2 separate regions of the Homo sapiens genome follow, and region 1 is linked to region 2. Evidence: chromatin loops called from intact Hi-C (ENCODE). Cell type or tissue: ascending aorta. All regions are shown on one strand. Each heading gives the region's core, and the rest is flanking DNA. Links, peaks and the distances in the headings are about the cores only. Region 1 overlaps LOC105376367 (a long non-coding RNA gene). Region 2 has its middle 16 kb from the start of MIR6078.

What was found. Hi-C counts contacts between places; a loop is a spot of excess contacts. Peaks named below come from ENCODE experiments on the same cell type or tissue, not always from the same donor. Only the 100,000 strongest peaks of a DNase experiment are listed, where the experiment ranks them.
Region 1: a loop joins it to region 2, with 2.1 times the contacts of the local background. A loop is called at or near these places in 2 of 110 quality-filtered maps.

Annotation. Positions count from the first base shown.
Region 1 is chr10:3,948,518-3,963,833 of GRCh38, reverse strand. LOC105376367 (a long non-coding RNA gene) reads right to left here. Exons shown (of 3, transcript XR_930585.3): 3 at 14,477-15,316. Among named protein-coding and RNA genes, the nearest start is that of MIR6078, 35 kb to the left of the region's middle. RefSeq lists an enhancer at 3,936-4,437. In ascending aorta, for the core only: no CTCF peak of the experiment used is centred there; no DNase peak of the experiment used is centred there; H3K27ac peaks cover 977 bases.
Region 2 is chr10:3,999,137-4,014,452 of GRCh38, reverse strand. No RefSeq gene overlaps it. Among named protein-coding and RNA genes, the nearest start is that of MIR6078, 16 kb to the right of the region's middle. RefSeq lists an enhancer at 524-603. In ascending aorta, for the core only: no CTCF peak of the experiment used is centred there; no DNase peak of the experiment used is centred there.

The DNA of each region.
Region 1 (15,316 bases), core at 2,480-10,479, 51 kb after region 2:
AGCACTTTGGGAGGCCGAGGCAGGCAGATTGTTTGAGCTCAGGAGAATGAGACCAGTCCGAGTAACATGGCAAGACCCTGTCTCTACCAAAAATACATAAAAATAACTAGGTATGGTGATGTGTGCCTGTGGTTCCAGCTACTTGGGAGGCTGAGCGGGGAGGATCACTTTAGCCTGGGGTTGTGTAAAGGTTGTAGTGAGCTGAGATTGCACCACTGCAGTCCAGCCTGTGTGACAGAGTGAGATCCTGTCTCAAAAAGAAAAAAAAAAAAAACGACAGTGGTACTGTACATAAAACAGAGTTCTTGAGTCATCTAAAAAGAAGCCTTGGCTTGAAACCACTTAGTCACCCAGCTGCCACCTGTAACCTGATGAGCTGAGGTGGGCCAGCTGATCCAGGTGGGAGAGGGTAGGGCTCTCACGAGGCCCAGAACTCTCAGCACAGCACTTACGTATGTGCAGCAAGAAATACAGACCACTACAGCCATGACCAAACGCCTGTTTGGTCAAAGGTTCTGCAGAGAGCTGTGGAGCTTATTTGATTTCCACTTTTTTTTTTAATTACTTCCTCAGTAGGCTGCCAAATGCTGCACATTCAGAGTCTGGTTATTTGTGCACATACCTTTGTTACTTCCCACCTCCACCCTTAACACCAGTGCTTTACGTGGTAAATGGAATGAAACCCATTTCAAACCCATGGGCTTCATACCTCGGTCAGGCAGATCACAGTGCACTGGCCACCGTCAGCGAGATTTGTATGTCCTCATGCACACCTTCAAAAGTTCAGGACGTTCTAACTCACTTGTACCAGCTAGGTCAGAAAAAAAGAACAACTATTCTTGGGTTTTTATAGAACAAGACTTTTTCTATGAGCCATCGGGGCTTGGTGAGGACCACCTGTATCTGCTTACCTTAGTCCTGTCTGGAATGTTTCCTGTAAGGCTTGAAATCATTCAGGAAAATACGTTAGTTTGACATCCTCTCCCCATAGAAGAGTTTCAGAATCCTACTGTACAAGGTCTTAGGTACATATATACATATGATAAAAATAATATAATTAATAACACACACTTGCAGAATTTAACACTTCTCCAAAATCTTTATTATACTGTATTTTACTTAATTATCTCGTTCATTTTTATCTTCTCAGTATTGATCAGATATTAATCCAAAACAGATTTTTAAAAATATGTCTGAAGTCTCACTGTTTTACAAAATGTCATAAAAATACTAAATTTGTGACATTTTCGTACAAATATTAACTCTTTCAAATATGCATCATCAAATATTTCCAAAATTGCTTCCAAATCCGATGTTGTAGTTGTGATACTCCGGAACTACGCACCCATTTAAACCAATAGACTTAGTGATGCCACACACCAGACTAGCAGATGTGCAGCTGAAAATGCCTTCTAAGTTCATTCTGAATTTCACCGTTTTACAAATTCTCTTAAGTTTCAAAGATGACAATGCTGGCTTAGGTCATTTCTTGTTCTGCAGTGCGATGATTATTTTTCCTGTGCCATGGTGAGTTGAGGTTGACTCTGGCTATGAGAATGCCTGCCGGCCAGGTTTCTGATGGAATAAATTATTATTGAATAATGAACAATAATAAGAATATTACTTACTGTCTGCGTAGTACTTACAGGAAGCAGTGATGTCTATACTGCCAGATGGCTCTCTGGCTGGAGACACTTCTATCTTCCAGGAAGGTGAGCTGCTGGAGGCCGCCAGCTGAATCTCTCCCCAGGAATTGCTCTCACCCCAAGGAGTCATCTTTTCCAAGGTATATGCCCCTCCCTGGGGTGCACCAAATCTCATGGCTGTTCCCAGCGAGGTCTCAAGGCCTAGGCACCTTGCCTCAAATGTGTACGGGCTCCCAGCTCCAGAGCACCCGAATGACCAGCACAGGTCTCACTTGCAGCTGCACCACAGCTAGGCATCCGCCCTGCCCATCGGGCCCCTCCCTCCCTTAGGTAAGTTACTCTTGAGGGTACCCACCAGGATATCTGCTTCCCAGAACCTGCTTCCTGGGAGCCCGCCCTACGCACCTACTCTGTGCTGGGAATTGCTGGCCACTCTGCATATGTTCTTTCTTCTATGTCAGTAATCTCATGAGGTAGATATCATTATACCCATTTGAGAGGTGAGAATAATGAGAGTTCAAAGCCATAGAAAACTAACACCAGGTAAGGGTCTGAAAGGGGCAATGCTAATCCACCAAGGGCACTCTCTTCCCACCACAGCATACCCCCGCTCGGCCTCTGGGGTCTCCTTTGGAGTCTTGCCAAAATTTATCCAACATGAAAACCAACTAGGATCCGCAGAGAATTTTTGGATTAAAAAACAAATTTTACCGACTTAAAGAAAGATTCACCAGTAGCCTCAGAGGTGCAAATCCTGGCGAAAGAGTAGCTCTAGCCCTTTCCCCTGAGATTTATCTGATCCCCTGTGACATCTCCTGTAGAGTGACTAGGCTTCTCTGCAGGATGTGACACCCACAAAGTGAGGGTTTTAAAGCTCTGTAGTGTGGTGGGTTCCCCACAGCACAGGTGCCGGAGCTCTGCCCTGGAAGGGAAATGAGCCTTGGGTGAATCTGAATGGGTGTCTTAGGTATGTGGCCTTCTTGCCAAGCCCCTTAAACTTTGCATTTCTGTTCCTAGCAGAGACAGTAACACTCTCTACTCCTTGGTGCTGCTGCAGGGGTGAAGTGAAATAACTGTTAATCTTTCATGAAACGTGTTCAACACATGCTATTTGTAATCATCGATTCAAATGTATAAGGAAGAGCCATGGCCATTCTTATTTGCATCATAAACAAAAATTAGAGTGTTGAATTAAGCTGTGGCAATTCTTAGAAATGTCCTCAAAATTTTAGCTCAATCAGAAAGCTGTGAGAAGGCAGAAGTCCCTCCTGCCGTGGTCACAGTAAGGTTCCATTTAAGCCTGCAGCAGGAGCTGAAATCAGAAAACTCTTCCAAAGCAAGAAAGTGCACTTGAAGAGTAGAAACTAACTTGATTTGTGTGCCCCAGCAGAAGCAAAATAATAGCTGATGCTTGATGGCCCTGGGGGTTGAAGTCATCTTTGGTTCTGAAGAATTCTCAGTGACAGGCCACTAGCACACGTATGCACAGGCGTGCAGGATGGAAACTCACTAGTCAGGGGTGGGTGGAGAAGCTGCAAGGAAGAAGACAGGCTGTTTGTCTCTTCTTGGTTCCTGGTTCGTGATCCTTGTACGGCATCAGGGGTGTTCGCAGATCCTTTTTGTGAGGTAGAAGGAGAGAACTGAGAAAATCCCCTCCTGGGAATAATTTTAAGTAACTACAATTATTTTTAAACATTTAGAAGCTAATGTTTAGTTTAATGACCAAAATAATGAAAATACTACAAAAAAGGCCATTGTGTGATTTCATTTTTAAAAATTCTGTCTCCAGAGAAAATATTTGCTTAGCTACAGATGCCAAAGATGTCCTCTCAGGAGTAGTTTAACTGTGCAGTAGAACATTATTAAGGAAAGCATAAATCTAGCGTTGCGTGAAAATAAAAACTGCAATGATTAAATTGAAGGCTACTTTTTAAAAAATGGAGACCAGATGCAACCAGGCAAAGTGCCATCTGTGAAGGCTTTGTGGCTTCAAGGCCACAAAAATAAAATGTGGCACAAAAGGATGCACTAGAAGTTCCAACCATTATCATGGAAACATTCTGCAGAATTCCAGATGGCCTTAGGTTCCCACCAGCTGTGTCTGGGAGGAGATGATTCCTGTGTGCATTGAGGACATCCCTGACAATGGATGCAGGTCAGGACAGGAGCCTGGTGCCCAGGGAGGGGCTGAATACCTCACACTTCCCCACCAGCTCTACTCTGCATTAAGGAAATGAAGCTACCTCTCTAGGGGGAAGAGAAGTAATAATAAACATTCCTCTCGAGATCACACACCTCCGCCTGCACGGGGACAGCCACAGCGCACGCCTGGTTCAGCTTCTGTCTTCCCTCAGCTGAGGCGCTGGGACTTTGGCTGTTTCTATTTGCATCCTGAATAGCATCAACACAGTAAAATGCACGTTTTGGTATTGTCTTCTCCTCCTCCTTTTCTTTTTCCTTTTCTAGGAGCATTGTGTCTATCGTTGGCTGTGTGGGGGTTTTTTGAGGTGACGGGGAGAAAAGGGAGATGAAGTTGTGGCAAAGAGCATTTACGAATACGTTTCCTTGGTTCTTAGTTGCTGCCTAAACTGCTGCTGTACTCTCCAAACACAAAACCGCGTCGTGGGAAGGTGGAGATGTGGCTGCTTCTGCAGCATCCCGTGTTAGAGAAACAGAGCCTGAGAATGAGACACATCATTGTCAAAAGAAGCTTCTTCTTTTCTTCACACAAGGGATGATTAGATGCTTAGTATCTGTTGCAAAAACTGAGAAAATCAAAACTTCTAAAAATTTCCTTTCAAATTTCTTTATGATCCAAGATGATACCTAATTGCATATTTTCCAAACATTCATTTTTCCAAAAGTAGAATGGGTGAAATTCCTTATGAAAGAAACCCTCAATAGTCTGTTTTTTTTTGTTTTGTTTTGTTTTTCATTTCTAGTTTTAGGCTACAGTGATAACGTAGGACCCTTTTTAAAAAAAATTAAGACCAAAGCCGGGCGCTGTGGCTCACGCCTATAATCCCAGCACTTTGGGAGGCCGAGGCGGGTGGATCACAAGGTGAGGAGATTGATACCATCCTGGCTAACACGGTGAAACCCCGTCTGTACTAAAAATACAAAAAATTAGCCGGGCGTGGGGTGGGCACCTGTACTCGGGAGGCTGAGGCAGGAGAATCCCTTGAATCCGGCAGGTGGAGGTTGCAGTGAGTAGAGATTGTGCCACTGCACTCCAGCCTAGGCAATAGAGCAAGAATCGGTCTTAAAAATAAATAAAAACAAAAATAAAAAATTAAGACCAAAATCAGCAGTATCACAGTATCATTCATCAAATGTAGGAGGTGGCAAGATTTTAGCTCTGCCATCCATGGCTTAGGAAAGATCATTACAGATAAACTCCCTGTTTTCGATTTATTTATGACTTGTTATTCATTTTGTGTATTTTTTTGTTGTGAGTAAAATATCAGCAATTCCTGAAAATACTCCAAAAAATTACAAAGGAGTATAGGAGAATGATTTCACAATCAGACTGTATTTAAGAAATAGGAATAGAATCTCATGGTTTGGATTTATTCTCTGCAGCTTTATTATATATTACACATCTTTCGCATTACTAGCCTGTTGTCGACATACATGGAGCTCCACCCCATACTAAAATATGTCTCAATGTGTGTTTTTTAACCCATCTCTTGGGAGAGTAAGGCTGTATAAAATGTTGTTGCCCTTGAATTTGAACAGAGTAGCTTCATGTCAACACAGCAGAGCATTTATTTCTTAGAATCAGGAACACCCGTTTCCATCAGAGATGTTCTGCCCTCTCCCAGAAGTGGCCGGGATAAAGTTCTTTCCCCCATTTCCATCCTGCTGCTCTCACTTCTCCATGAATAAATTGCCCCTTGTGTCTATCTCATGCAGCAGCAGATCTCCCTCAAGGTGCGATAAGTACAGAATTAGCTTCTGATGACCGGTACAAAATAGTTTTTATGATTTGAATGGAATGCAGTTCATCTTCTGATACTTGTTTGGAAGGTGGAAGGTGTATTTTCAGAGATTGTATTGCAGGGTGAATCTAGTGCAGTGAGTTGCGAATTTGCTTCTCCAGGGGGTAAAGATCATGTGTCAGACTTAAATTGTCTCCGAGAAAAGGTCAAATAACTTGATCTCTTCTCCAATAACACTGATTTGACCTAAGACTTTCTAGTTCTCGTGGGCTTGGTTTTGATCACTGGTTCACAAAGAAAAGCATTGCATGGTTCTGTTTAATGGTTCATGATTTACTTTGTATATGTAGTATGGCCTATACGTAATAGTAATGTTTAGTGTTTAATGATTCATGATTTACTTTGTATATATAGTATGGCCTATACATAACAGTAATGTTTAGAGAATTTTGACTGGGGCATCTATTCAATTATTTGATTTGGCATAATTTTTTTAACTAGAATACACTGCACAGATCAATAAAACTCCTATATCCTGATGACTGATTGGGACTGGAAATAAAGTATAGCTACAGAAATTGTAAGCTGGATTCCTTAGAAAGCGCCTTAGGAAGGAAAGGTACAACTAACGTTTTCCATGCTTTGAATAAATCCACCTCTTTAAAATAATATTTAAAGTTCAAACACTCCTACCCTATTCTATCCAAATCAGGTGCAGAGAGTGAGCTGAGGAAATGTTTAAATTAAAGACTAATTTACAGCCAGGCGTGGTGGCTCACACCTGTAATCCCAGCACTTTGGGAGGCCAAGGCGGGCAGATCACCTAAGGTCAGGAGTTCGAGACCAGCCTGGTCAACATGGCAAAACCCTGTCTCTACTAAAAATACAAAAATCAGCTGGGTGTGGTGAAGCATGCCTGTAATCCCAGTTCCCCGGAAGTTCGAGGTAGGAGAATTGCTTGAACCCGGGAGGTGGAGGTCGCAGTGAACTGAGATGGGGCCACTGCACTCCAGCTTGGGCAAAAAGAGCGAAACTCCATCTCATAAAAATAATAATAATAATAATAATAATAATAATAAATAAAAGACTGATTTACAAAGCCACTGGTCCTACCAGTGCTCGAGTGACAGGCCCAGCTTAGAGGGCAACAAAACATCGTTCATTTGGACTCCACATACTGTAAGTTGTTGGTGCAGGTTGAGGTTACACTGTGCCATTTTACTATTCAAGGAAAGACTGAAAACCCTCTTGAGATGTTGATGGGAATTTCTATAAAAGTCCTGAATGGCTATTGGTAAAATTAAAACACAGCAGAGGGAGGTAAGTAGCTTCCTGATGTCCCACGGGATACTGCCATCATCATTCAGAGACATTTTTTAAGTAGCTGTTGAGTAAATTGCCATGACTAGCACATTACTTCAGCAGAGAAGCACAGTATAAGAACAAAATAATTTTAGGCTGGGCACAGTGGTTCACACCTGTAATCCCAGTGCTTTGGGAGGCCAAGGCAGGAGGATCGCTTGAGGCCAGGAGTTCAAGACCAGCCTGGGCTCGTGAGACTCCGTCTCTACAACAAAATAAATAAATAAACATTAGCCCGGTGTGATGGCACTGGCCTGTAGTCCCAGCTACTCGGGAGACTGAGGCGGGAGGATCGCTTGAGCCCAGGAGTTCGACTGTGAGCATCACTGCATTCCAGACTGGAAGACAGAGTGAGATCCTGTCTCAAAAAATACATGAATAAATACATAAATAGTAATCATTTCAGAATGGGCTGGATTACACAGTCCTCTTCCCCAGTGAAGGTGAGGTGGAAGCCTTAGGCCCTGCCCTAAGGCAGACTCCACCACAAAGAATGCAGCTGCCAGGACAGGACTCCGAGCCCAGGCCACACAGCATGAAGTCACCAGCAGAGTCCCCCGTTTGTCCCTCCCCACCACTCCCAGCCTTTCCCTGAAAAATCACTCAAAAGATGGTGGAGCACAAAGACTTCAGGAGTTCCCTCCCTAATACCGGGTCCCTTTCTTTACCCACATGGCATTGGGCCTGCTGCAGACAGCACAGCTCCTATTTGCCTAAACACACACTCCACAGCAGGCTTACAACGTCAGCGTTTCACTAAATGAAGCAGAGCTGAACAAAGCCCCCAGGTAGGAGGATAGTTTAACCAGGAGGTAGCAGACCAGGGCCCGGGGCCATCTGCCAACTGGCCACCTGCGGACAAGCACATCTTGATCTCTGACTTCCGAACATCAAAGTCGGGGAATAAACAAGAGAATGTCCAACACTTCCTGCACTTCTAAATTTTATGAAATGTAACAAGACAAGGTTTTCACAAAAATAAAATGGAGCTGATAAATACGCACTCACGTGTTTCATTACTTTTGTGGAAGGAAAAGTTTATGGTTCTCTCTGCCTGCTTGGAGCGTGAAACTAAAAGGGAAGAGGCTGTCTCTTGGGAGGACTGAATGTTGTTTTTCTATAGAGGACCCCTGTCCAGCTCCTGAAAGACAAAGCCTGGAACGCTGGAGATTGTGCTGAGGCCTGGAGAGCACCGGAGAGCTGGAGAGCGCAATCAACTGTCTCCTGCTGGGTTCTTGCCACAGCCCCGATCACGATCACCCCTGCTGACCAATCGTTCACCTTGCTCTTAATTTCTCTAAAGGAACCCAGTAGTGTACTCGCATTTCCTAAAAAGCGACTTGCGGCCTTCTTTGTGTCCCTGAATATATAATGAAAAGATCGCTTACTTCAGCTCCAAAGACAACAAAGCCTGTTGCACTGCAGGGTTAGTTTGGAAAAAAGAAAAAAGAAAAAACAATAAATATGGATGAGTGTATGTTCACTTGCCATTTCAATTATTTACATGGGTCACAGAGGCCCAAAACATTATCCAACTCTGGGATAGAATGCCAGAGTGAGTGAGAAGCACATTTTTATCAAGTTTTTATAATATATAACTGCATTGTTTTGGCTAGACACTGTCCTAGAAAACTAGACATTTTCTGATTATGAAATAATTTATACATACCAATTTAGAAGTTATACTCGGTTCTTCAGAGCAGATAAAGCTGTAGAATGTATTTCTTCAAAAAAAAAAAAAAAAAAAAAACAGAAATCATTAGACCTTTCCTGTAGACCTACTAATACTTTTGAAGGTAAGATGAAGCTATCTTCTTTTGGACAACAAAAATCAAGAAAATAGTTTTAACTGTCTGGATTAGCTCCAGCTTGGAGAAAAATCTGGTACTGAATCACTGAGAAAATTAATTTCACATATTATAGGATTATAATACAGTCTATCCCGAGTCAGGCAGCAATAACTATTGCTTTCTAAAAGCACCAAGTGAATTAGGTGGCTGTGCCGGGCAATTAGGAGAGGGGCCTCCTGAAGAGCCAAGGGCACTCACCCCGCACAGCACTGCTGCCAAGGCTCTAGGTGTCCTTGAGCTGTTGACTGAAGGCTTCTTTGCCTCTGTTTCTGCATTTATAAAGTCAGGAATGAAACAGGCTTTTGAAATTACTTAAGGACCTCTGATAGAAAGGAGAAGAATTGCACTGGCATCTTTATGGAGCTGTACATCAAAGAAATAAAGACCGTGCAGAAAAAGGGCATTGCATGGGAATGAATGGTTTCAAATGCAATAGCAAATTAAATGTAAATTAAAGCTAACTGCAATCTCCGTATGTCAGACTCTCTCTTTTTTTTTTTTACTTTAAGTTCTGGGATACATGTGCAGAATGTGCAGGTTTGTTACACAGGTAAACATGTGTTATGGTGGTTTGCTGCACCTATCAACACATCATCTAGGTTTTAAGCCCTATATGCATTCGGTATTTGTCCTAATGCTCTCCCTCCCCCTGCCCCCTACCCACCAACAGGCCCCAGTGTGTGATGTTCCCCTCTCTGTGTCCATGTGTTCTCATTGTTCAACTCCCACTTATGAGTGAGAACATGCAGTGTTTGGTTTTCTGTTCCTGTGTTAGTTTGCTGAGGCTGATGCCTTCCAGCTTCATCCATGTCCTTGCAAAAGACATGATCTTTTTTATGGCTGCATAGTATTCCATGATGTATATGTATCACATTTTCTTTATCCAGTCTATCATTGATGGGCATTTGGGTTGGTTTCATGTCTTTGTTATTGTAAATAGTGCTGCAATAAACATACATGTGCGTGTGTCTTTATAGTAGAAAGATTTATATTCTTTTGGGTATATACCCAGTAATGGGATTGCTGGGTGAAATGGTATTTCTGGTTCTAGATGCTTGAGGAATCACCACACTGTCTTCCACAATGGTTGAACTAATTTACATTCCCACCAACAATGTAAAAGTGTTCTTATTTATCTGCAGCCTCAACAGCGTCTATTGTTTCTTGATTTTTTAATGATCACCATTCTGACTGGTGTGAGATGGTATCTCATTGTGGTTTTGATTTGCATTTCTCTAATGATTGAGCTTTTTTTCATATGTTTGTTGGCCACATACATGTCTTCTTTTGAGAAGTATCTGTTTATATGCTTTGCTCACTTTTTTATGGATTTTTTTGTTTTTTACTTGTAAATTTGTGTACGTTCCTTGTAGATTCTGGATATTAGACCTGTGTCAGATGGGTAGGTTGCAAAAATTTTCTCCCATTCTGTAGGTTGCCTCTTCACTCTGATGATAGTTTCCTTTGCTGTGCAGAAGCTCTTTTGTTTAATTAGATCCCGTTTGTCAATTTTAGTTTTTACTGCAATTCCATTTAGCATTTTTGTCATGAAATCTTTGCCCATGCCTATGTCCTGAATGGCATTGCCTAGGTTTTCTTCTAGGGTTTTTATGGTTTTGGGTTTTACATTTAATTTTTTAATTCATCTTGAGTTAATTTTTGTATGAGGTGTAAGGAAGGGGGTCCAGTTTTAGCTTTCTGCATATGGCTGGCCAGTTTTCCTAGCGCCATTTATTAAATAGGGAATCCTTTTCCCACTGCTTGATTTTGTCAGGTTTGTCAAAGATCTGATGGTTGTAGATGTGTGGTGTGATTTCTGAGGGTCAGGCCCTCTTAAAGGCCATGGCTTTGGGTGTCTGAGCCTGCACGACACTTTTATTTTGAGAGTCTATAATAAAAAGCTAAAGTTATTTCTACATTATTGGTTATGTACCTTAAAATACTGTACCTGAAACTCAGTGGGTTAAGTTACAGGACGTGAAACTGTTGGAAGAATATGGGTAAATCATGTTCAAGTCACCTGGGGTCATATAGGAGCTACTCTACTTTTATTTTTAAGTTTAGAAAACAAATGTAAGGAGTTGGCTCCTAACTTGGGTGAAATATTTTACATGTTTATATATCTATATATATATGTCTATAGTGGAGATCACTGTTACAAAATATGGAGATTCACATATGAGTCGGTTGATTTAATTTTCAAGTTTTTAATGTTTTAACAATACTTCAGTGTTCAGTAATTTTCCTATTTTTGGCCCTATTATGCTCTCAAATTTAATAAACATGACTTCTAACATTTTTTAAAGGTGGCCTTGGATTTAAAACATAGCCCCCAAACTTCTTAGCATTTCTCCTATCAAGAGTTGGGGTCTATGTTCCCTCCCCTTGACTCCATCTCAAAAGTGCATATTTAACACCTGTCTATAATATGGCAACTATTCTTTATAACCTACAGCAGGATAGGATTATACAACAATAGTATCATTGTTTTAGCCAATTAGAATTGACTGGCATTAAGCCTGGAATTATCAATGTGGATTCCAAGGTCAATATTTTGATCCAATTTTTGTATATTCTTTGTGTGTTTGAGTCTGCCTTCTGAGAAATTTGGCTTTGTCAGTGCTAGAAGTTGACTTTCCTTGGTAAATGTGTTTTGAATCTTAAAAAAGAATGGTTTTGGAACTCTTCTGACCAAGACTTTGATTTTTGCCAATCATTCTAGCTTGGCTCTTACCAGGCAGTGAGCAGGAAGCCAGGCCTGGCAGCCTTGCCAGCGGTGCCAAATGATAATACAAGTTTGTCTAGCCATGGTCGCGTCAGAGCCTCGTGTGTGTCCAACTCGACTTGAGCATTATTTTTACACCACAGAACAACGAAAGGGAAATTCATTAGTGTTGACGAGGATAGCAAGAACAAACATCACCGTGGTAGAGTTAGAGAGTTAAAGTTTATAGGCTGGGAGCAGTGGCTCACGCCTGTAATCCCAGCACTTCGGGAGGCTGAGGCGGGCAGATTACTTGAGGTCAGGAGTTCGAGACCAGCCTGCCAATGTGGTGAAACCCCGTTTCTACTAAAAATACAAAAATTAACTGGGTGTGTTGGTGCACCCCTGTAGTCCCAGCTACTTGGGAGACTGAGGCAGGATAATCACTTGAACCCAGGAGGTGGAGGCTGCAGTGAGCTGAGATCACGCCACCACACTCCAGCCTGGGTGACTGAGTGAGACTCCATCTCAAAAAAAAAAAAAAAAAAAATTAAAGTTTATAAAGTTCTCGTTATGGCCAGGCACTAATTTAATCACTTTTTATGTATTAAGCAATTTTATTCTCAGAACAACCTATGAGTTAAGTATTATTTTTAATTTTTTATTTTGCAGAAGAGTAAACTGAGGCACAGAGTTCAAGTAACTTGGCTAAGTTTTAAAAACTAGTAGGTGGTTGACCCAGGATTTTAAACCACATACTCTAAAAGCTAAGAATATTCCATTTAAGAACACAAGATACTGGAGGAGACATTGAATGTGTTCACCGGGTACTATTAGTTGAAGTTAATAATACAATTAGTCTTAGTGCTTGGAACTCCTCTCACATAAAAAAACAATAGATGTTTAAGTCCTGCTTGGTGGCTGTATTGTTTCATGAATGTATTAGCATCTATCACAATTCATTATAAATCTCTGCTTACTTATGTTTCTACTTTACTGAAATGTGAGCTGCGTCAGGAATGAGACTTATTCAAAGTTAGTATATTGAGTGTGTAGCATTGTACCTGAACTACGTATAATGCTTAATACATTTAATTTTTTTTTTAAAATGAGATAGGATAATAATTCATAGCGTGACTAGGGCATCAGAGGTGGCCATCTCCAAACTAATCCTTTGAACTCGGTGGTGGAGGAGGGTTTTCGCGGCACCTTCACTGCTGCACCCCTCACCTCCCATTTGGGGGCCAGGCAAACACCACTTCCTTTCTTGAGGCTTGGCACGCACCTACCCCAGAGACATTTTTTTAAAGGGTTGATGTTGGGGCTGCATTTGCAATAAAAGTCAAGGCTGGTGAAGAGAAAGAAATCCTTTTAGCAAAAGCAAACTTCCCTGGGATATGGTAAGAGCACCCACCTCACCCGAAGGACATCGGCCGCCCTCCTCCTACCCCAGCCACCCCAGCAGGCCTCTCCAAGGTGCAGCCAGCAAACTGGAACACAGTTGGCAGCAAGGGCCTGGTGAGCTGCTGCAGGGATGGTGGGCAGGGCCCAGGACCCCCCTCCAACCCCCCAGCATGTACATGCTGCCTGGATGGGACGACACAACACAGGCTGAAGTGAAGGGCATGCGACACGTGCTGTAGATGTCCTCACATGGTCTGCTGGGTGTTTTCTTTTTTCTTTCTTTCCAACTTTTATTTTAGGTTCAAGGGGTACCTGTGCAAGTTTGTTATATGGGCTCATTGTGTATCGAGGGGGTTTAGTGTACACATAACCGTGTTGCCCACACAATTAGCATAGTATCCGAGAGGTAGGTTTTCAATCTTCACCCTCCTCATGCCTCCACCCTCGAATAGGCCCCAGTGGGTATCATCCCCTTCTTTGTGTTCACATGTCCTCAATGGGAATTTTCCAATAAACAGCCTCACTCCCCTCCTGTACAGGGCCTATCACCCTGGGGTTTCAGAGAGAGTCAGATATTGGGGTGCTCCCTATCTAGATTTAATAGCTCACCTGCAATACCTGTGATTTCATTCCTTTCATTTATAAAAGTTTATACTCCCTATTGTGTTCTTATATTCTCAAAATATAAGCACAGAAAGCTACTTTCAAAGTCAATGAAAGGAAAAGTGTCCACCTTTTGCCTCTCCCTGGCTGCCTCTCCGATCTTTTCTTGCTACCTGAATTTCTTGATCTTGTTTCAGACCCAATCAGCAGCCCCGCTGGGATTTGTGAAAGCTTCAGGGGACCCTTCCCCTAAGAGCTAAAAAGCGAAGGCGGAAAAGGACCCTGCAGGACCAGACTGAAAGGTAAATGTAGAAGACAGCACGGTCTCCTGAACAGATCCCACCAACACCACTGCCAGGGTTCAGCACCACCCACGCTGAGCCCCGGGTCACTGTTCAGCACCACCCAGGCTGAGCCCCGGGTCACTGAAGATCTGGTTTCAGGAGGGCTGCAGAGTGAACGCCAAATGCTTCACGCTGCGAACACTGGAGGGATAAAAGCATCTTTTTCTCCCTGGCCTGGATTTCAGATTTCTCTGTAAAAGGCAGAACTGTGCACTAGCAGGCAGCTAACCCTTTTTCCTTTTTTAAGAAATAAAAAGGATACAGCAAAAGGGGAAAATCCAAAAATAAAATTCAGTCATCTAATCAGAAAGAATCCCACCAGCCTGGCAGAGTTCATCCGTGTGCAGTGCTTATAACGTTTAAAAAAAAAAATCTTTTATTTTGCGTTTGGTTCATACTTTCTGAAGACCTCCTCCTAAAGCATTACAAAAGGTAGCATTTTGTGTGTCTCAGGTCTTTTAAAAATCACCCCATATTATCTGAGAGTAAAAAAAAAAAAAAAAAAAAAAAAAACAGCTGGAGGCTTTTTCTGCAAAAAGGTGTTTAATTCTATACTCCAGGCAGCAGTGACAGAAGCTACAAAAGTCACCCCCACTCGATGAAGACAAAATTATAAACCAAGTTGTTTTACACTGATTCAAATACAGGTTAAATTTATTGGACTGATCCTTACTTACAAAAGTACTTTTCGGTATTTAAGGTAATTTTTAATGTATTTTTCTTAAAGTGATAGTTTCATGCAATCTTTATGGCAAGTTTTGCTGCATGTTTATTTTCTGAATTGTATTCATGTTTGATAATCGTTTGGAACTGTATTCTGGTGTGCGCGCTTAGTCAACACAGGATGTGGAAGACGGTACCAGTCAATCTCCATGGTAACCACACTGGCCACCCTCCAAGCATTTTACACAGGTTGCCTCATGTGTCCTCTGCCACAAACCAACCAGAGGAGGTAGCACTGTTAGCATCCCCATTTCACAGATGAGGAATCCGAGGCCCAGAGCTTTTCAGTTGCTCCCTCCAGGTCACAGGGCTGACCCGGGGCAGGGTGAGGACACACTCTGGCTTCGGGCTGCCGGGAGCCCTGAGTACCACACATACATTACGGAGACCCTACTTCCTCCTCCAGGGTAAGGAAGATCTTCCCACCCGCTACGGCCAAAGCTTTTGCCTTTCTGTAACCTCTATTCCATAATAAAGCCAAAAGAACTTTCAGAAAGAAAACCTGAACAGCAGGGTGGTGGAGCCACCCACTTTCCACGCGCGTATCCGGCTTTTCTCCTGCAGCGTGCTGTGTTTGAAGTCAGTCATGTGGATGCAGCCATCAGTAGTTTGTGTCTTCAGGCAACGCTGGAAAAGGACTAGAGGCCCTGGGGTGTTGGGAAGACACCACTCTGGTTTGGGTGGTGAGTGATAAAGGTTGCATACGTAAAATTTCACTGATTTGTGCACTTCACTGCAA
Region 2 (15,316 bases), core at 2,325-10,324:
ACTTTGAATACCACAAAGGTCTTCGTGTGGTCAATGTAGGCCCACCTTTATCAAAATTTCTAAAGAAATGTAGTGAAGTGTTTCTAAATAGCAGAAATCCTGTTGCAGTAACTGCAGCTGCTGGCGGCTTAGGCTCAGTGAGTGTTTGGTCTGTAGCAGTTTTATTATTAGGAATGACAGAAAATAAAATCACCAAAACCAGTGATGTGCTATGTTGTGACAGTCTCTCTCCCAGCTCTAATCCTGAGGCTGACTCAGAAACCGATTCTAATTCTGGTCCTAAACCTCACTTATTCATTTATTAAACTGTTTTTCCTATTAGCTCTCTGTTTCACTCCTCCCCCTACAAGAACGTTTCTGTCAAATGTTCAACGTCTGCTAACATCAGGCACCATCACGTCTTCAGTTCTGGCAGCCAAGACCCTGGGACGAGGCCAAGAGAGTGGAAGGAAAGCCTCGGGGTTAGAGAAGGGAGTCCCTGGGCAGGGCCCCACCTGACATGACCCAGGGATAGGACGCCATTCCCACCCCCTGGGATGCCCCAAAGTGGCTTCCCAAGCTCCTGTGAACAGAGAGGAAGAAGCCACTCCAGAAAGTCACATGTATGGCAAAAGGTAAGCTTTGCCAAGTCACTTGTGAGCGCGTGTGCTGGAGACCAAATAGTCTAAGCTGCTGGGGAAGTGGAGGGAAAGTCCTGCCTCACACCCGCCCACGGTCTGCTGTTACCACGTCCACATCAGGTAGCTGGCGTGTCCCTGTCAAGCACAGCATTTCTAACCACGATGCCAAATGCACCAAAGCACGGGAGCCAAAACCATTCTTGTTGGTGAAGCTGCCTCTTGAAACCGTTTTTCAATATTGTCTCATGAAAGCAAAAATAAATTATCCAGTGCAAAGTTTTTAAGCAATGTCCACAGGTATGACTTCCATACCCCAAACATAGCCTAGGGAAGCAGGAAGGGAGGGAGGGAGAGGGGGAGGGAGGGAGGAGAGAGGAAGGGTAATGGAGAGCAGGACAAAGTGGGGAGGAGAAGGAAGGAAGAGGGGTAGAAGGTAAAGAAAGAAATAAAGAAAAGAAAGGAAAGAAAGAGGAAGAGGGAGGACGGTGAAGGGGAGGGGAGGGAAGGGGAGGGGGAGAAGGAGTAGGGGGTAGAGAAGAGGAGGGGGAGGGGAGGGAAGGGGAGGAGAGGTGTGGAAAGGGTGGGGGGGAATGGAGGAGGGAGAAAGGAAAGGAAGGGGAGAGGAGGGGAGGAAAAGGGGGATGAGGAGGGGAAGAGAGGGCAAGGGATGGGAGGGAAGGGAAGGAGGAGGGAAGGGAGAGGGGGAAGGGAAGGACGAAGGGAGAGGGGGAAGGGAAGGACAAAGGGAGAGAAAAGAGAGAGAGAGGGAGGGAGGAAGGAGAGAGGGAGAAAGAAAAGAAGGAAGGAAGCAAGGAAGGAAGGAAGGAAAAAGAAAGAGAAAGAAGAGAGGAAAGAAAGGAAGTAAGGCAGGAAGGACAGGAAAGGAGGGAAAGAACATGAATTGTATCTTATGAACAGAAAATATAAAAGTGATTATTTTCAAGTAAAGAAGTACCTGCAGTGCAGGATGCATTGCGTTACTGAATTCTAACACATATAAATAAGATTTCTTAATGTCTACATGCACATTATTTGGGTCGCCACAGATACCTCAAATTTAAATCAAGCTAGCTCTGCAAATGATTTTCTACTTCCTGCCAATCTCCCTAAACGTCATCCATGACAATACCCTGCCTTTGTTTTGGTTCTAGAGCTTGGAGGTTCTAGAGCATCAGGACAGACAGAAATACGGAAGGAAAGCTTGAAGAATGTGTGGATTTCAGCTCTTCACCACCACAGAACAGCAGTATTGTGAGGCAAGCGCTTTCTGGAGCACTTCGTACACCACAGGTTCATGATACATATTAATTAATTGTGACATTTGTGTTTTCAATTAAAAATAAATATAGTCGAATTAGTCTGTATCTATGCTCTCTGATATAGTAGCCACCAGCTCCCTGTGTCTACTATTTATATTTTAAAAATTCAAATTAAATATGATTTGAAATCCAGCCCCCCGCCATCACACTGGCCACACTCCCAGTGCTCAAGGATAAGCTGCTGTTGGCTGCCACGTGGGACAGCACAGGGGTGTCCACCATTGTGCAGGGTCTGCTGGGCAGCCCTAGGCCAGGTCCTGCCCATCCAGGTCCCCTGCAGCCCACAGGCCATTTAATTCTAACACATATAAATAAGATTTCTTAGTGTCTATGTGCACATGTAGACTGTCTTCGGACGTTGTACTCCCTATCTGGTTTCAGGCTGTCTTCGGACGTTGTACTCCCTATCTGGTTTCAGGCTGTCTTCGGACGTTGTACTCCCTATCTGGTTTCAGGCTGTCTTCGGATGTTGTACTCCCTATCTGGTTTCAGGCTGTCTTCGGATGTTGTACTCCCTATCTGGTTTCAGGCTGTCTTCGGATGTTGAACTCCCTATCTGGTTTCAGGCTGTCTTCGGACGTTGTACTCCCTATCTGGTTTCAGGTATTCTTATTTTTCATAATTCATCTCTCTGCTATTTTAGGATAAGGAACAAATGCACCCCTGGGAGCCATTGGGGTCCAACCAGAGGTTTCCTCCCCTCTGAAGAGAGAACTTCTGGGTTGCCTGCAATTCCACCAGGTCTAGAATCTTTCCACCAACCACCCCTTGCCAGGCTTTTTATCCATAATTAGTTTATCGATCAATTGGTGTGTTTTGTTTGCTTGCTTGCTTGCATTCTAATGTTTTCTGAAAGCCCAAAGGTATGTTTCAGATCTGGATTCTAGATCTAGATCTGGGTTAGATCTAGATCAGATCTAGAATCATAGATTCTAGAATTTATGAAATTGAGTTGACTCAGTTGTGACCTCTTTCTTTCCTTATGATTTAAATAAATAATTTACTTAGATAAGCATGTGTGCTGCTTAGGATTTTTGCCATGTTTTACATGAGTGACACTCCTGTGAGGTAAGGGATTCCTTCCTCCCTATCAGGCCACCAGGCAGAAAATGCATGGTAAGCGCCCCCTGCTAGGGCCTGCATAACACTCCTTTTTGACTTTCATGGTAGAGTCACATACATTATTCAAAGCCTCTCCTTGAAGATCTAGGAGACCGACTCTTTGTTCTGGTTATTGCCTTTTACAGATACATGCTGCCAAGCCATGAGCTCCTCTCTCTTCCTGTTGGCGAGTATTTTCATCTATTACCTTCATTCACTGAGGCAGTGTGAGGAATTAGTATCACAAAGAATGATTGGTGTGGGAAATGACATGGAGAGAAGGAGGAATGGACGCTGACCATTAACGTAGATGGTCTTGTTTTATTTTTCTCTTTGGTTCCATTTCTATCTCATCTAGAGTTGCTGGGTTTAGAGATCTTCCTTTCCAATTTTCTTTAGGAAGAGTTGTGGATGTGCGTGTGAGTGTGAGTGTGTGTGGACTCCAGCTTTCATTCATAATTTTGTCTGTAAGATAAAATGACCTTGGCTGGTTTCTAGGGCTTCCTCTATTTTCTCGTCTACTACTACTACTACTACTAATAATAATAATTGGCTGGGTGCGGTGGCTCCCAGCCTGTAATCCCAACACTTTGGGAGGCTGAGGCGGTGGGATCACTTGAGGTCAGGAGTTCTAGACCAGCCTGGCCAACATGGTGAAACCCCATCCCTACTAAAAATACAAAAATTAGCCAGGTGTGGTGGCACACAACTGTAATCCCAGCTACTTGAGAGGCTGAGGCAGGAGAATCACTTGAACCCAGGAGGCGCAGGCTGCAGTGAGCTGAGATCATGCCACTAAACTTCAGCCTGGGTGCCAGAGGGAGAATCCGTCTCAAAAACATAAAAATGAAAAAGAGACTGGATGGGTGTGGTGGCTCACACCTGTAATCCCAGCACTTTGGGAGGGGGTGGTGGGAGGATCTCTTGAACCCAGGAGGTTGAGACCAGCCTTGGCAACATAGCAAGACCACATGTCTATTTTTAAATAAAACATTTTTGTAAAAAAGATGATTAAACAGTGTATGTCTATTAGCTTTCACCTCTAAAATATCTGTTATGTTATTAAGACAGCAACACATGAATAAGGACACCTCGTGGATGAACGTATTAACAGTTGCAGATGGCTGCAGCCAGGACATCCCTTCCTCATGCGACTGCGTCATCTTTATATAAAGCGTGTGCTTCACTGACCTGTGAGTGCCATGTGGACAAGGGAGATTTAGGTTAAGCTCCCTACCTTCTTAGCACTTAGCCTAAGGCTCTCACCCAGAGCCATAATGATATATTTCATTTAGAAATATCCAAAGCAAACACATTTCCTCTTCAGTTAGGAGTTTAGTTCCTATTCCTATCAAGATGATAGCTGTGGAGTAGACTCTATTAACGTCCTATTCTAGGGATTTTCATAAATTTAGTTTGGGAATGCATGGCTTTCAATCCTGGAAGAAGTTTTCTTTTTGTTTTTGTTTTGTTTTCTTTTGCTTTTTAGATGACAGCTTCAGAAAATAAATTAGTTGAAAAACTAAACAGCACTATGGACAGACTTTTTACAGATTTGTCCAATAACTGTTCACACAGACCCATGTGCACACACACACACAAGCACATGCACAAACACTCACACATCTGACTGCCCCAGGCAAGGCCTTTCCTCGCTACAGACCTCTTTCTCTTTAGCCACAGTCTGGAGTGGATCCCACTTCCTCAGAGTTCTCTCCTGGCCCATTCTACATTAAACCCTTCCTGGGCTGAGGCTAGTAACAGCTGCGGTCAGAAACATCCCCCAGGCCGGGCCAGGCTTACGCCTGTAATCCCAGCACTTTCGGAGGCCAAGGCAGGTGGATCATGAGGTCAGGAGTTCCAGGCCAGCCTGGCCAACATGGTGAAACCCCACGGTGAAACACAAAAATTAGCCAGGTGTGGTGACATGTAACTGTAATCCCAGCTACTCAGGAGGCTGAGGCAGGAGAATTGTTTGAACCCAGGAGGCAGAGGTTGCAGTGAGCCGAAATTGTGCCACTGCATTCCAGCCTGGGCGACACAGCAAGACTCAGTCTCAATAATAAAGAAAGAAAAGAAAAAAGAAAGAAAAGAAATATCCCCGAAAGTCCCTGCGTGTATTCACATTATTTGCCATCAATGCATCAGGGTTTTACAAATGGCTCTTTATTCTATTAGTTTATTACCGTGGCCTAACTACCTAGCCTTGCCAAGCACTGGTGTCCTTATCTGTAAAGCTGGGATAGCATGGTACTTACTATAAATGGTGTTAGGGGGATCAAACGCAGTCAAGCTCAGTTCTCAGCACATAGAATTAAAACTGTGAATAAATCATTATTGTTATTTTATTAGTGACAAGTTTTCTAATCTTGAAAGAAAATATAATGCTTTGATTTTACAATAGTCTGCTGGTTACATTCTCTTTTTTACACCCAGCTCATGACTGTACTGTTTGTTCCATTTTGCTTATTTCAGTGAGGTGGTTGGGAACAAGCCTGCATCTAGATAGCTTATGTTCGAATCCCAGATGACTGACTGTATAGCTGTGTTAGTTAAAGGAAGATGGCCACAATAATAAATAAACTCCAAAATCTCAGCAGATCCCAACTGTGGAATGTATTTCTTGTTCATATCGTGTCCAAAGCAAGGGCTCTTAATTAGCAGGGTGCTTCCCTCCAGGCAGTGATTCAGGGACCCAGGCTTTTTCCCTCTTTTCCTCTACATTGTCCACTTGTGGCTATCAACTCACCAAACTCTACTACACCAAAGTAGCAGATCAGAATAGCATATGAGGCATTTCTCATGGGGGTTTTGTTGGCCCAAACCTGGAAGTGGTACACATTCCTTCTCCCTACATCAAGCAGACAGGGCCTCAGTCCTATGTCATGCCTAACTGTAAGAGGTCCTTTGAATACTGCTCTGGGCTCAGAAAGATGAAGAGGTGGAGTTGGTGACCATCGAGCCACTCTGTCTGATGAAGTTCTCTGGAAAAATGGAAATGGTGCACGTCTTACTATCCATAGCACACAAGCACACAGAGCAGGAGCCTCTCCCATCATGGCTTTGATTAATTTACTTCCCTGAGTTTTCACACCTATAAAATAGGGAATAGCAAAAGCATGCATTTCAAAAAGCCATGGGAATTGAATGAGTAACACTGGCAAGTCCTATTAGTTTTATAATTACATGACATCGTGTGCTCCTTTCCAGAGCGTCTGTCTCTTTAGCTAATAGCGACCATGCTCAAACCTTCTCAGCCGCCACTCCAGGTGAAGCAGCATAGTTAAGAGAAAGAAGCACATTCTAAAGTCATGCCTGGGTTTCATGCCTGGCTCTCCTACATAGTTTTTGGGCTATGCTGGGCAAATGATGCCATTCTCCATTTGCCTATCTGTAAGTTGGATTGTTTTCAGGATTAAATAAGGTGGCAGACATGGAGTGCTCAGCAGGGGCTTTAGCTGCTGCTTCTCACCCCACACAAAAGCCCCTTATCCAACCTCAAGTCACAGGGCCACCTGAATAAACTGATTCTTCACTAGTAACTGAATCAGCCACTTGGGAATTAACGCCAATATTGGCCACTTCGATCAGCATCACTCCTTATAACTCTCTCACCACAGTGGCAATGACTACGCTTTTAACCTCTGGGAAGCTCAATATTTTCACCAGGATCTTATGCTTTGTTATTTTTGTCCTAACATTTTTTCCCTTAATTTCCAGACTCATAGCCCATGAGCTACCAACTGAGGGTGGCTCCGCAGGACTCTTGATGATTTCTCACGGTCTCAGGTGACGTGCAAAACCATCCCGGTTGTCAGTGCTGCGCCCTGGTCTTCCTTTCCTAGAAACCTACTACGGGAATCCCTAGGTCCAGATTCTGAGAAGATGGAGGGAGCAGCTTCACTGTACACGAACTTGGGGAAGCTAAAGGGCAAAGTGAGGGGCGGGTGTGCTGGTGAAGATGAGGGTGAATCTAAAATGAGAGGATAAGGTACCCAAAGTATGAGCTGGGGAATAAAGACCACTTTCCTCCCCCAGGCACTGAACTAAATGGCTTTAAGGACATATTAAGCAGGTCTCCAGGAGAACTGTTGGGTAAAAATCACCTAGCAGGCTTAGTGCAGTGGGGTCTGCAATGGTCCCCCACAGCCCTCTTCACCACATAGATCACTTAAGGAAAATCAGACACATGCTCAGGCGTCCGGCTCTGCCAAGCAGACCTCCCATCCCAAGCAGGGAGAAGTTCAGCTTATTAGTAAGCAATTATTAATGACGTGAACAAATACTTCTGTGATGAGGTAAAGCAAGCGATCTATCAACTCAGAATGTTTTAGACAAATTTTCGTGATTTTGATGCCAATGACAACAGTCTCATCATCAGTGTACCACACGTCATTACAGGTCATAGTTGCATCAGTTTGAGTAACAATTACTTGATGTCGTGCATTTGAGATAAGTGTGTTTTACAGTGGAATTACACTGATAAGGTTGTATCCAGGAGGTGGTGCTTTAAGATTCACTTTTGAAATTTTTCTTTTATGACCAAATGACCATTTGCGTTGTGGTGTTGATGATACAAGGTACCAGATGAATGTCTTTCTTCAGCAATGTGTTCACTGTCAACATGAATAAGTAGCTTTCACATACATGCCATTTTAAAAATTCAGCTTGAGGCCAGGCGTGGTGCCTCATGCCTGTAATCTCAACACTTTGAGAGGCCAAGGCGGGCGGATCATGAGGTTAAGAGATGGAGACCATCCTGGCCAACATGGTGAAACCCCATCTCTACTAAAAATACAAAAATTAGCTGGGTGTGGTGATGCACGCCTGTAATCCCACCTCTTCAGGAGTCTGAGGCAGGAGAATCGCTTGAACCCAGGAGGCAGAGGTTTCAGTGAGCAGAGATTATGCCATTGCACTCCAGCCTGGTGACAGAGCAAGACTCCGTCCCAAAAAAAAAAAAAAAAAAGAAAACAAAAATTCGGCTTGAAATTTGCCTCAAGAGCAAAACAAACTTACTCCAAAAGGTTTGGTTCCAAAATGTACATGTGCCCTCGCTTGCTATAAACCGTAAAATGTTGCTGCGTGGGTGCCGGCCCCATGGAAGAGGAAGGAAACAACTTTCAGAACACACAGTAATAAGCAACTTAAAATAAGCCTGCGAGTGAGATCTTCCCTGCCTATTGCTGGGAAGTAAAATAAACATTTCCAATAGAGGAGAAAAAGCAGAAGTCTTCATGAAGACGGAAAGTCCATAGAATAGATCAGGATGAGGCTCACGACTTTGGACTCAACAAAGCAATAAATGTCATTTTCAGGTGGCCAAATGTCATTGTGATGCTGAGACATTTGAAAATGGCATGAGCCATTTATTGTAAATATATTACTGCAAAGCCACAAATGCTATTCCTGCTACAGGACAAGATAAAAGCAGATATAACAAACCAAGCTAAAGGAAAAGCTATACTTTCTCCCTGTGGACGAGGCATTGAAAGCTGATGTTATTTTGAGGGGGGCGGATTCACAGTACGGTTATCTGGCTATCAGCATCTGTCTTCTCTCTTCTTCATTTCACCAACTTGGACTGGGCCAGGTGCCCCAATTTACCTTAATCTGTAGGCTCCAGTCTAGGTCGTTCTTGGAGCATTTTTATTTTCCTCCAAGAACCTGGGGATCTTTTCAGGCTCTCTCATCTTTGATTATTGAAAAGCATAGGGGTCACTATGTGTTGGGCGTGATCAGCCATTTCTAAAACTCCAGCCCCCAAGACATTCACAGGCTTGAATTTCACCTCCTTTACCTCCTTTATTGGCAAGTTCTTGATTCCGTCTAAAACCAAATCTGATTTGTAAAAGATGTGGTGTTGCCAGCATTAAGATGTCTGTGCAAAGGTGAATGAGACTGCATGTGAGTCCTGCATCCCCACAGTGACCAGCTGCACAGTGGGCTGCCGGGAACGATCAGGGTTGGCCTCCCCATACCCAGCTCACTCCTCCATCATTCAGGAACTCATCCGTTTATTGTATTAGCTAAAGCTTTAAAGATACAAAAACTGGGCCCCTTCCTTGAAGGAGTTCACTTTTTAGAAGGAAAGTTAAACATTTCACAAAAGAGGTAAAATAACCAAAGCCATCCACAGTCGCAGATCCAAAACGTGAACGCAGGCCGGGCTGTCCCTAAAGCCCATGCCCTTTCTCCGGACACTGCTGCATGTGAGGGACGTGGGCCCAGGGCCCAGACTCATGATATCACATCTGGTGATTCAATGACTTCCAAAGAGGTTAAGGCAGGCCCTGGGAGGTTGAATTTGGTGCTCCTAGGTCAGCTGCGGGAGGGGCACCACGGTCCAGACTCAGAGCCTTTGATCTTATTTATGCAGGTCCCCAAAGGAGGCATCTCATTAAGTCCTATTACCCATAATCAACTTTCAAAGAACTAACTTTGTAAAACATATCAAAAGTACATGTGTTTTTCCTAAACTTTGGACCTCACAGAGAGCAAGGACCAAAGATTTTGTAATTGAGTTATTGACGTGCACCTCGGCACCGTTTGGAGGAGCAGAGGCGTGGGAACGTGACACGCCATCAGGCGCAGCCTGTCCCTTTGGAAATCGAGACGCTTGTAGGATTAGAGACCTTCGCAGTCACTCTGCCATCCCATCTATCACTGTCCAGTTCTATAAACTGGAATAAGAGGGAGCTGAAATACAAAAGGGTTACCTTGGAGGATGTTTGTAAGAGTACAGCAACCAGTGTAAGAAGAATTCCATATTTCTCCATCACAAGGTTTTAGCCAATATCTCTGGAAGATAATCAAGGTCAGCCTTAAAAAGTAAATGTGAAGAAAGACACTTTTCACTGAGATCTTCATTTCCATGTGTTCTCTGGCCCCCACTCCCAGCTACCCTTCAGCCTTCTCATTCAACAGTCTTTCCGAGGACACATTCCTGCCCCAGATTCTGGGAAGAGGATGCAGCTCACATCCAGGAGGCCCCAGGACACTCAGGCCCCCACCCCGTGGCTCAAGTCTGTGGTCACTTGATTTGCTTTTACCGTAATCTTCCTAAACCCAGTCCCCCGTGAAACCGTCTTTATCTATGTATTTTTTAAATTCATATGTTTGTACACCAGTGCTCTTTTACTCACTGTGTTTAGATTTCAAAATAATTTGAGGTGATCTAAATGTATCAGTGCCCCCTCCCATAAAGATCCATTACCTGCTTTCCAGGAATTATCTCAACAATAATATTCAGGAGGGGCAGAAATGACCAGTTTTTTCTTTGGCACTGACTCTGTGTGACTCTTCACATATACATGATCTTCAATCCTTACTACCACTTGGTAAGACATGTGCTCCTGCTTTGCAGGTGAGGAAAAAATAAATGATGCACAAAGAAATGAGGAGAATTTTCCTAAAATCTAACAGACCTCCCACAGTCCATGCAGGAGCAAGGGTTCCAATGCAAAATCGTCGTTAGTGAATCTGATGAAAGTCAAGTCAGAAACCCTACCTGATTCATCTTTATTCCCCAGGGATGACATACTGTCTGTTTGCAATATTTTCGAAGATAAAGAATATCAAACTGAGAAAATCTGGTGGTAAATATGTGCTGTGCGTAAGAACTATTTGTTGCATTTTGAGTCAGACATATAAGTGGTGTCTCTTCCAAATGAGCTGCAGTTGGTTTACCCCATTTAATTGTTTTTTCTCATCCTAAAAATAAACCCATCCTTCTGATTACTGAGACTTTACTTGAGATATCATGGTAACCCCCAGGTGATTTCTAGGACATAAACCAGGCGTCACAACCCTTGGTGCCAACAGGAACATGCAGACAATGGGTTTAGGTGGACGGTGTGTGCAATGAAGGGGGGAGAGCTTGTTCTCAGCTCAGTGATGAGGATGGCTGTGAGTGACAGTCCAGTGAGGAGGGGTTAAACCCTCTCCACACGCAGCCCCCCAGTGTGTGTGCCAGATACAAAAGTTTCTCAAAAGAAGCCAGAAATCCATAGTTTTATGTGAAATTTCATGGTTTTTTAAATGTTGGTATGTAGCTTATGTTTGAAATTCTGCCTGGGAATTTTGAGTACTGCTTTGTTCATGTCATAAAACCCAAGAAATTAAATGGCTTTACGCTCAAAGTTATATAAAAAAATAACAATCATGGTTACATGGCTTTACATAGGGGGCACAATGAAAGGTTTTACATTTATACTCTCTTCTTTTTTAAAATGTTACCAGGACACAGAGATGACGTTTCTCTGCAGACCCACCAGTAGCACTGTACCGTGGGTTATATAACTTCTACTAGTGGGATGGGAAAATAGGAAGAAAGGAAATACCTCCCTGTGAATGTCGTATAAATTTACGTCTACACAGAAGCCCCGGACCTAGGCAAATCCAATGACTGTTCCGTTTTGCTTGTTCTTATAGGAAGATTCATGTGGCCCAGACCACACTAACTTCCCCACAGTCAATTTCTTCTCCGCTCAGCTGAACTCCCAGCACTGCGAGCACAGCTGGCTCCCAGCACCCATGGATGGCCTCCGCTTCTCCACCGCACTTCAAAGAGGCTTTTCCATTCCCTCATTCAAAACTCCATCCTACTAATCCTCCATCTCAACCAGGAACTTGGCTTCTAATTTCCCTAAAATAAAGATGACTATATAAATAAGTAAATATAAGATGAAATATAATAAAATTCTGCTTGGGACGATGATATGAAAAGTGCTCTTGGAGCCAACAATTTGAGACCAAAACCCACATCTGAGCCTGGCTTGAGAGCTACCAGTTTGGAACTTGGATGTGGGAGCCATGGAGGGCCTCCTCACAGGTAGCTCATTTTTATAAAACTTTGTTCCCAAGGGCTCCTCTCTCAGCAGTGGGCTGGCACCCTGGAAGCCAGCATTGGCCATCTGTGGTTCTGGGTAGCTTTTCTTGGCTGTTGGACAGGAATGCATGGCCGGGTCTGAGCTGCTGACCCCACAGAGACACTGTGACAAGTCCTCAGGCTGCCCAGGCAGAGCCAGCACCCTGGGCAACGTGTCTTCCAGAATGTTTGGACGAGACACTAGGCCATCACAGACATTTGTAAATCTTGTTGTTTTATCCAACGATAACACAGAGCAAAAATATTAATGCCATAATTTTAAAAACACATTACTTTCAAAATGTTTTTAATTGACACATAATCATTGTCCACGTTATTGGGGTCCACAGTGCTCTTTCAATGTATATCATACATACAGACCAGATCAGGGTAATTAGCATATCCATTATTCCCAACACAAAGAAATAGGAAGTAATACTTTTTATACCTAATTACTTCAGCAATGATTGGACTGCACTGAAAACAAGCATGAAAATGCTCAGCTCCAAAGACATCTATGCCGAAAGTCAAGGGAGACTAAAAGAGGAAATGTCGAGTAAAACTTCCTTTTCAACCAGAGCAACACTACAATACATACATGATTAAATTAAGTCCCTAACACATTATTTAGGCTTTAATAATAGTAGAGCTGTTTCTTTTTCCTTTTTTTTAATTTTTTGTCTTATAGTTCAAACTGCCAAATATAGTGGCAAGTTGCCAGCTTTTGTTAATTTCCTAATTGATTACAAGATATTTTGCTTCCTTAATTAAGACTTGAGAGAATATAAAATCAGATAAAATGCAAAAATTTTGCTCTCTTCTTTTAATATGAGATTCTAGTTACAAAAGGAAATGATTAAGAAAAGGAAATCAAAGGCCATTTAATTCCATTTAATTTAGCGAATATTTTTCGATTACCTGCCATACGCTTTCGGTAATGAACACTGAAGTTATAAAAAAGGATTAAGAATCTGTGCGTATTTTAGAGTAGTTTGTAACATAACAATGGAGATCTCTATTTCAAAACTACTGAAAAAGTCATATGGAGTGCAATACTAGTATTGTGGTGTTTTAAAGATCAGAGACAAACTACCTTTAATGTGAAGGCTGCAGGGATATTAGAGGTTCTGAAGTATTTCACCATGGCAGCAAGTCACTGGGAAGAACGAATTCGAAGGTGAATAAAAGTCTTAAGCCTGTATTCTAGGGAATGGAGGAACTATTAGAAGGAGCAAGAAAATTGGGGGCGGGGGATGAGGAGGAGACCCTGAAGGAAAAATGTGGCTATGGCTGTGGTGAGTCTTACGGTACAAGCAGTCACACTGTGTGGATCTCAAACAGATCATGAAATGCACACCTTGAGGTCCAAGAGCCCAGAGCTGGGAACGTGCATTTAAAAATTGTCAAAGGTACTGTGGGCTGGTCGTGCTGGCTCACGCCTCTAATCTCAGCACTTTGGGAGGCTGAGGAGGGCGAATCACCTGAGGTAAGGCATTCGAGACCAGCCTGGCCAACATGGTGAAACTCTGTCTCTACTAAAAATACAAAAAAAAAAAAACAAAAAAACCGTCTACAGAGGGAAGATGACTAAAGTCTTCTGCCTGAAAGACATCCCGAGGTCAAGGAAGAAGGTTGAGATGGAGAGCAAAGAGCAGCTGAAAGCCAGAATTTTGCAAAACCCTATATTAAGAATAAGGAAAAAGAAAGCCATAGGAAGCAATAAAAGCCAAGGAGAACCATAAAAATGTATTTTAGTAAAAACCTTAAAAAGGAAAGGTATCCAGAAGAATGTTGGAATCAAAGTATGTCTAGTAATGTCAAATTTACAGAAGTTCAAAGACAATGAGACTGGCTTGCTTTGGGGAAGAGAAGGTGCAATTTGATAAGTGATTTTCATAGAGTCACAGGATAAAAAATTAGTTATCAAGAGACAAATTATGAATAAAAGAAGTGGCTGCAGTGAGAAAATAATAGCCAAATGTATTGTGGAGGTGGACATTGAAGAAAGCTTGTTATATTGAACGATATAAAAACTAAAGTCAGGAAAAGATTTTTTCATTTTTTACAGGGGAGGAATGATATAATGGGGAAAAAAGAAAGTACGAAAGGGAATAATAGGTGGATAAAGATTCTGAGGATGAAGTACACTTCATAAAGAAAATATAGGTAGAAAAGAGGAGGATGATTTCCTCTAAGATGAGAGAAAAGAAAGTGAGTAGTAAGAGAATTAGGATACAGAAAAAAAAAAGAAATCTGAAATAGAGATGAGAAAAGCCAGCAACATTAGGGATACACTTGATAAAGGAATTGAGTTAAAAATCTTAGAAGTATTGAGGTGATGAGACTCACGGATTACAGGGCATGAGGAGCAGGCAGCTTGAGCAAAGCAAAGGGTTTTTGATCACTGCCATCAGAGTATGATAGGGTTTTAGCAAAGAGTATCAGCAGGGGCAGGGAGAATACATCATTGCATGTGTTGCTATATTCTCTATTTTATTTATTTATTTTTTTTGCCAAAGTGTAAATGGTTTAAGAATAGGACTAAAATGTATATTACCCAGAACACTTAGCACAGTTGAATGCTTATAATAAATCTTAATTAATTTTATCTGCTAAAAACCTTGTAATAAAACTAAACACTTTCCTACTAAGATAAGAACAAGGCGAGAATGACCCTGCTCACTACTCCTTTTTAACATCATACTGGAAATCCTAGCTAATGCAATAAGACAAGAAAATGAATTAAAATATATTCAGGTTTGGAAAAAAGAAATAAAATAGTTTTGCTCACAGAGGAAACAATTTTCTCAATAAAAAATCTCAAAGAATGAAAAGCAAAAACAATAAGAATAGCCTCGTGGAACTAATAAATGATTACAGCAAGGTTTCAGAATGCAAGATTAATATACTAAAATCAGTCTAGGCACAGTAGCTTATGCCTGTAATCACAGCACTTTGGGAGGCTGAGGCGGGTGGATCACCTGAGGTCAGGAGTTTGAGACCAGCCTAGCCAACATGGTGAAACCCCATCTCTACTAAAAATACAAAAATTAGCCTGGCATAGTGGTGAAATATATATATATATATATATATATATATATATATATATATATATATATATACACACACAAAAATCAAATCAATTGTTTTCTGTATACCAACACTGAAAAGTTAGAATTGGAAATTAAAGCCACGCTACTATTTACCAACACCAGAAAAAAAAATACTTCAGTATAAATCTAACAAAATATTTATAAGATCTAAATGAAGAAAACTATAAATTGTCATGAAGGTAGTCAAAGAGGAGTGAAATAAAGGAAAAGGTATCCCATATTAATGAATAGAAATATTCAATATTGTTAAGACATCAGTTCCTCCCATATTAATTGATAGATTTAATGCAATTC